Linked DNA regions of Homo sapiens: region 1 is linked to region 2. The links are chromatin contacts, found by POLR2A ChIA-PET in ENCODE. All regions are on one chromosome and are shown on one strand. Each heading gives the region's core, a stretch centred on a gene start or an enhancer-like site at or near the end of the contact. The rest is flanking DNA. Distances are from core to core; before and after follow the strand shown.

Region 1 (3,458 bases), core at 622-3,121, about 18 Mb before region 2:
GGACTATACAGCAGGATAATGCACTGGAATGTTCAAGCCAATACACCAAAGAATCACCTGAGTGGCAAAGGGGCTGCAAGCTCCCCATCGTCTGCTGGTATCTTCGGCTTTCATCTTCTGCCACCTCATTGATGTCTGAATAGTCCACAGCATCTTCTGTACTCCTAACCCACCCTATGAAAAAAGCAGGGAGAATCGCAACAACAGTAAGCGACCCTCACTCCCTCAGATAATTCCCATTTAAAAGTACATGTACAGGCTGGATGCGGTGGCTCACGCCTGTAATCCCAGCACTTTGGAAGGCCAAGCCAGACGGATCACCTCAGGCCAGGAGTTCAAGACCAGTCTGACCAATATGATGAAACCCTGTCTCTACTAAAAATACAAAAATTAGCCGGGCGTGGTGGTGCGTGCCTGTAGTCCCAGCTACTCAGGAGGCTGAGACAGGAGAAATGCTTGAACCCGGGTGGCGGAGGCTGCAGTCAGCCCAGATCGCCCCACTGCACTCCAACCTCGGAGACAGAGCGAAACTCCGTCTTACACACACAAAAAAGTACATACATAGTAGGTGGCTAGCCTCCTCCCCCGCCTACTCCCCACAACCCAGACTTCACCTTCATCATTTACCAAGGCACCGTCAGTCCCGGTCAATTCTTCATTTGCCGTGAGTTCAGTGATCAGGCTGCCCAGCCCCAAAGCCCCCAAGCCTGCCAAGTGCTTCTTACATTCCTGAAAAAGGGACAGCACGAGTCGAAGATAACAACTAAACCTACGACTCCCACACCACAGGACTTATTTCCCTGGTCCACGACAAAGTCACAAATCCACATGAAAAATGACTGTGCAGTGTGCCAAAACAAGCAACACGTTCGAGAACTGTAATATACATCTACCAAACTCCGCATCGATCAGATCTTTATTAAAGCACCACAGCCAACTGCATCGCCCACACTTTAAAGTATACTACAAGAGAAGACGAATCAAATAACTACTGCCAAGACTGAATGAATGGAACGGTCGTTCTCGGAACGAGGGCCGAGGCAGGGGGATCAGTGGGATTGGAGGCGTCGAGGCGGGGCTCGTTCGGTCCCTGTTTCGCATGCGCCTGCGGCACAGGAGGGGCCACAGCGGCCGACAGCTTCACTCCTCAAGAAAACGGGCCTAAGTGAAGGCAGGGTAGTTTCACTAGGGCGCAGGACACTATTTCACGAAAGTCAGTGAAGACGCTGGGAGAGCCACCTAAAAGGCGCACTGTGACCAGGAGGCCCGCTCGGGTGCTAGGAACACCCCATTGTCCTAAGCCTGAGGCCGGAACCAAACGAGCGGGAGGCAGGTCCTGTCCAGTCCTCTGGCTCTATAGAGCCATCTCAGGGCAGCGATGTCAGAGGGGCAGGCAGTGTCAAGAATCTCCAAGCAGGTTACGGGTGGGAAGCCATCTCAGTAGGCGAAACCAGCATGTGTCCTACTGTCTGGTCGGCAGAGCGCTAGCTCCAAAGCCACTATTCCCTGCGCCCCTGGCCCCGGGCTCGCCTCGCGCTCTCTTCTGCCCACTCTCCCCCAGAACGATCACTCCCACGCCACGTTGCTCCCGCACCCATGAGGACGGGATCCTCCTCCCCGGCGTTAGCTGCGCCCTGTTCTCGCTGCCTGAGCACCCTCTCCTTTCCTCCCCGCACCTCCTTCCTCTGCTTAGCCCCACCCCCCGAGCCCTACCCCCACGCCCACCCCCTCACATCATCCAAGACGCTTTCCCCCTCCAGCTGCCCGGCTCCATTGATGTTGCCGAAAAGGAAACCCGCTAAAGAAAATGGGCCGCCTCCAGCGGAATCTTCGTCGCTGTCCGTGTCTGACATGATGGCGGCAGCAGTGATGGTAGCTGCTGTCCGCAGCAGCAAATCGCAGCCGGGTCCCATAGACCGGAAATAAAACAACAGTCGCCCAGAAGTGACTTACTGAGCTCCCTTACCCTACCAGCCTCTACCGGAAGCTCAAAACAGAGGGGAAAGGGAGGGGGAAGTGGGGAGAGGGGAGGGGGAAGGGGGGGAAAACCCGGAAAGACCGGCTATCCTAAGAGAAAGAAGTAACTACTTTACTAACGGCTTTTGATTCGACGCTACGGGATCAGGAGGATGGATATGTGGAAAGCGGTTGGTCAAAGAAAATATTCAGTCCCGCCCGCTCCCACTGCTCCGCGCGCGAGCTTTCTCACGGCACCGAATTAGAGCAGTGGCTCTTCCTCCAATCAGAAGGAGCTGCTCGAGTCACGTGGCTTACGCGCAGGCAACCTCGGGTTCCTGTACCACAATACCCGGAAGTAAGGGTAAGAGCCGGTCTTTGTGCTGCGTGCAATTTCACCGGTCCGTCCCAAGGAGAGACTTGACGTAAATTATACAGGCATTCCCGAGCTATGCAGGTTACTTGTTTTGAGTTGACATTTTTCCCTAGAAATTGATTTTTTGACCGGACGCGGTGGCTTACGCCTGTAATTCCAGCACTTTGAGAGGCCGAGGTGGGAGGATCGCTTGAGCCCACGAGTATGAGGCCAGCCTGGACAAGAAAGCGAGACTCCATCCATACACAAAATCAAAAAAATTAGCCAGATGTGGTGGCCAGTGCCTGTAGTCCCAGCTGTTGGGGGGTCTGAGGTGGGAGCCAGGAGTTGGAGTCTGCAGTGACCTGTGATCGGGCCACTGCACTCCAGCCCGCCTCAAAAAAAATACTTGTTCCCCCAACGTTTTATTTCGGAAAATGTGAAAGTTTAGTAAAATGAACAGCTGACCCCTCACCTAGACTCACAATGGTTAACATTTTGCTAGGATTTTTGTTTTTCTAAACCATTTATGGGCATCTTGTTCTTCACTCCTAAAAATAAGCATCTTAACTATGGAACCAAAGTACCTTTATCACAACTTTAGGAAGTAAGTCAATATTATTTAAGGAAGAGTCCGCACTTAAATTTCCCCAGTTGTCCTAGTTGGAACATTTTACGGGGTTTCGTCATGTTGCACAGGCTGGTCTCAGACTCCTGGGCTCAAGCAATCTGCCCGTTTCAGCCTCCCAAAGTGCTGGGATTGCAGCCATGAGCCAACACCCCGGCTTTCACCTTGCTTTTTTCACATATTATGATAATATAGACTGAAATAATTTCTTTACCACATCATAGCACTCTTCCTCATTCTCCCTTTTTTCCAATACTAGGATCCATTCACGTTTCATGCATTGTATTTGGTCATCTTCCTTTAGTCCAGAATCACCTGCCTTCTTGTTTGTTTTTCATGACACTAAATATTTGGAAGAATCCAGGCAAGTTGTCTTGAAAACATTCCATGATCCGAATTTCTCTTGTTTCCTTTTTTTTTTTGAGACGTAGTCTCGCTCTGTTGCCCAGGGTGGAGTGCAGTGGTGCTATCTCGGCTCATTGCAAGCTCCACCTCCTGGGTTCACACCATTCTCCTGCT
Region 2 (3,362 bases), core at 139-2,638:
TTTGCTATGTTACCCAGGCTCACCATCTCATCTTTTAAAAGGGAACAGTATTTCCCCATGGATTACATGAGATTGCTGTCTTTTAGCCATTTTATCCCCTCAGCCTGATTGTTTCTCCCAGCTGAACTTCATTTATGGCTCCCCTACTAGATTCCATCTACCAAGCTTCCTCCCTTTATTTATTTTTGAGACAGGGTATTGCTCTGTCACCTAGGCTGGAGTGAAGTGGTGCGGACACCACTCACTACAGCCTCAACCTCCCAGGCTCAAGTGATCCTCCTGCTTCGGCATCCTGGGTAGACCAGAGGTGAGAGCTGCCACACCCAGCTAATTTTTTAATTTTTAGTAGAGATAGGGTCTCACTATGTTGCCCAGGCTGGTCTTGAACTGCTGGTCTCAAGTGATCCTCCTGCCTTGGCCTGCCTCCCTCACGATGGGATTACAGTTGTCAGCCACCATGCCCAGCCACTTCCTCACTTTCCTGGACTTGTCCTAAGTCTTTAGGACTCTTTCTAGCCTTCGGACATAATTTAATAAATAGTTAAAGGAATAATTATGGCAACCACCAGATCCTTTCCATGTTTAAGTCTGAGAATGGCACCAACTTACCTACTGGTTTCACCTGCCATTACAGTATAAGGTCACTGAAGGGGAAGATTCAGCTGACATTTTAAGCTTCTTGGATTGCTAAGGCCCCTGCCTTATTAATGATAGAGAGCAGAGAGGGAAGAGAGGTAAGGTGGCATTGTGGTATAGAGCTGTGGGAATGGGATGGGGGAGAGGCATGGAGGCAGAGGTAGGTGGAGGTGGAGAGCGCTGGCTTAGGGACCCTGACTCCTGGGGGTTCACACAAAATACCTTTCTCAGTAAGGAATCCCGATTTTGAAGCTCTTAGGTTGGCTCTGCATGCAACTTTGTTCTTGGGTTACGGCGGCAGTTTCTGAACTCTGCTTGGTACAACAGGAGGGAGGCAGGGGATAGGGGTAGTATCTCAGGCCGTAGCCTTCCCCAGCCTGTATCCCTGTTGCCTGGGAGTAGCCCCAGTCCCATTCACAACCCGTCCGCCTTCGCAACCCGTCCCGCCACCAATCCCACCCCACCATTAGCAAAGTCTGAGCTCACCTAACACTGAATCCTCCCGTTGGCCCCTCCTTCCCGTCCAGCTCTCCGCTCCCCCCGGGTCCTTCCAATTCCCGACCCTGTCCTTGTCCTAGCCTTGAAAGCTGGCCAGGCTAAAGCCACAGCCGAGCTCCCACCTTCCTCTTGCCCTGAGGGGCATAATCCTGCTGTGACTTCTGTCTCAGCAAGCGTGAGCTCAGGTCTCCCCCGCCTCCTTGAACCTCAAGAACTGCTCTGACTCCGCCCAGCAACAACTCCTCCGGGGATCTGGTCCGCAGGAGCAAGTGTTTGTTGTTGCCATGCAACAAGAAAGGGGGGCGGAGGCACCACGCCAGTCGTCAGCTCGCTCCTCGTATACGCAACATCAGTCCCCGCCCCTGGTCCCACTCCTGCCGGAAGGCGAAAATCCCGTTAGGCCTGGACGTATTCTCGCGACATTTGCCGGTCGCCCGGCTTGCACTGCGGCGTTTCCCGCGCGGGCTACCTCAGTTCTCGGGCGTACGGCGCGGCCTGTCCTACTGCCGCCGGCGCCGCGGCCGTCATGGGGTTCCTGAAACTGATTGAGATTGAGAACTTTAAGTCGTACAAGGGTCGACAGATTATCGGACCATTTCAGAGGTTCACCGCCATCATTGGACCCAATGGCTCTGGTGAGATAAACCTGGCCGCGGCCCTGCGCACGTCCCGGCCTGGACCCCTTATCCGGTGCCGGAGTAGTACAACCCAGCCCATGTAACCTGAAACGTCGCGGACCCTTACGGGTTCCTTGCCCGTCCAGAGGGGGTTCTGCTCGAACCCACTCTCCCCGCGCGGGTGCTCTAACTCGAACCCCTTCCAGGTGTCACTTGCCGCTTCCTGCGCGGCCCCCGCCCCGGCCCAGTGGTACAGGCCGAGCTGCCAGTTACCCCGCCTACTTCCCCCTCCCGCCAAAGGAGTCGCGTCTGGAACCAGCTTCCCGCCAGCTCAGTCCTCCGCCGCGCGGCTCCCCGCCGGACCGGCCGGAGCCGGCTTCCCAGCCTTACTTGACCCCCTCCGGAGAATGTGGGGACGCTGGTAGCTCTCCCGTGGCCTTCGGTCCCAAACGGTGCACTTCTGTTTCAGCCCAGCGTCCTCTCTCGCCTCGCATTGGTACACTCCAACTCCTTTCTACTCTTCTCTGGAGGCGGCACTTTTGAATTTCAGACCCAGCGCTCCAGTCTTTAGAATGCTTGAGGTGTCGATCCCCACCCCCCACCGCTATGTCAGAGGTAGTTGCCTCGAACTCGCCCTTTTCCTACCACCGAAACCGTCAAAAGCCGAAATTAACTAATTTACCAAATTTGTTGAATGCTTATTGTTTATCAGGAGTTATTCAGTTGCAAGTTGTGGAAACAGCGGAGAATAGAATAAACCAACTCCATGCTCACAGGGAACTTATATTCCAGAGGGGAAAGAAGATAAGGAGAAAATAAGATGGTTTTAGGCTGTCATAAGTGCTATACAGGAAATGAGACAGGTGGATGTGATAAAGTGACTTAGGTGGTGTCTTTAGAAAGGGTGGTCAGGTAAAGCCTCTATTTTGTGTCTTCCCAACTCTAAACGATACACCGTGGATTCCTCTCACCTCAGATGTCCATTTGGAATCCTGCTGTATTCTTCCACCCCAGAGATGTTCTAGCTGAATGATATCCTAGCCTAAGAGGCTGCCCTTGCTGAAGTAGCACATACTGAGTACCTTTCCTGGAGACTGAGTGTCTCAACAGTGGCACTATTGACATTTCCAGCGAGATAATCCTTTGCTGTGGGATGTGCTCTGTGCATTGTAGGATGTTTAACAGCATCTCTGGCATCTACCTGCTAGATAACAGTAGCACCCCTGCTCCCCAGGCATGACAATCAAAACTGTCTCTAGACATTGCTAGATGTCACAGAGGGTGTGTGTGATTCCCCCAACCCCCCAACTTGTTTGAGAACCACTGGCCTGGAGGGCTAATGCTTGGTGTCCACCCAGTTTCCTCGGGTTTTAGTGTAGTGGCCCCTGTTGGAAGAGCTAGGATGTACCTCTTGGCATTCAGTCCCCTCAGCATTAGTAGATTTGTATTCCCAGCTGTTCTGAAAAGGGCTATGGCACTCCCCCACTTGCCCCCGTTCTTCAAGGCCCACCTCTACAAGCCATTCCTTTAGTCCCTTTGGTGAGTGAGTCTTCCTCTGTGGCATACCGTAGACACTTGGTACACGTTAATGTTTATTAAGTCCTATATTGA

Evidence for each region. ChIA-PET counts read pairs that join two places held with the same protein, here RNA polymerase II (POLR2A).
Region 1: POLR2A ChIA-PET joins it to region 2 with 14 read pairs in PC-9. The contact joins the promoter of TAF1 here to the promoter of RIBC1 in region 2. POLR2A ChIA-PET finds 5 or more read pairs at or near these places in 2 of 52 experiments (CD8-positive, alpha-beta memory T cell and PC-9).

The regions. Positions count from the first base shown.
Region 1 is chrX:71,364,770-71,368,227 of GRCh38, reverse strand. TAF1 (TATA-box binding protein associated factor 1) reads right to left here and starts at 1,871. Exons shown (of 38, transcript NM_004606.5): 1 at 1,734-1,871; 2 at 615-729; 3 at 58-174. The coding sequence starts at 1,853. RefSeq lists enhancers at 566-1,261, 1,780-1,829, 2,320-2,369, 2,538-3,107 and a silencer at 1,990-2,179.
Region 2 is chrX:53,420,899-53,424,260 of GRCh38, reverse strand. It overlaps RIBC1 (RIB43A domain with coiled-coils 1), which reads right to left and starts at 1,388. Exons shown (of 8, transcript NM_001031745.5): 1 at 1,257-1,388; 2 at 859-947. It overlaps SMC1A (structural maintenance of chromosomes 1A), which reads left to right and starts at 1,607. Exons shown (of 25, transcript NM_006306.4): 1 at 1,607-1,769. The coding sequence starts at 1,661. RefSeq lists enhancers at 1,300-1,349, 504-1,475, 1,640-1,819, 2,010-2,059, 2,180-2,359 and 1 more.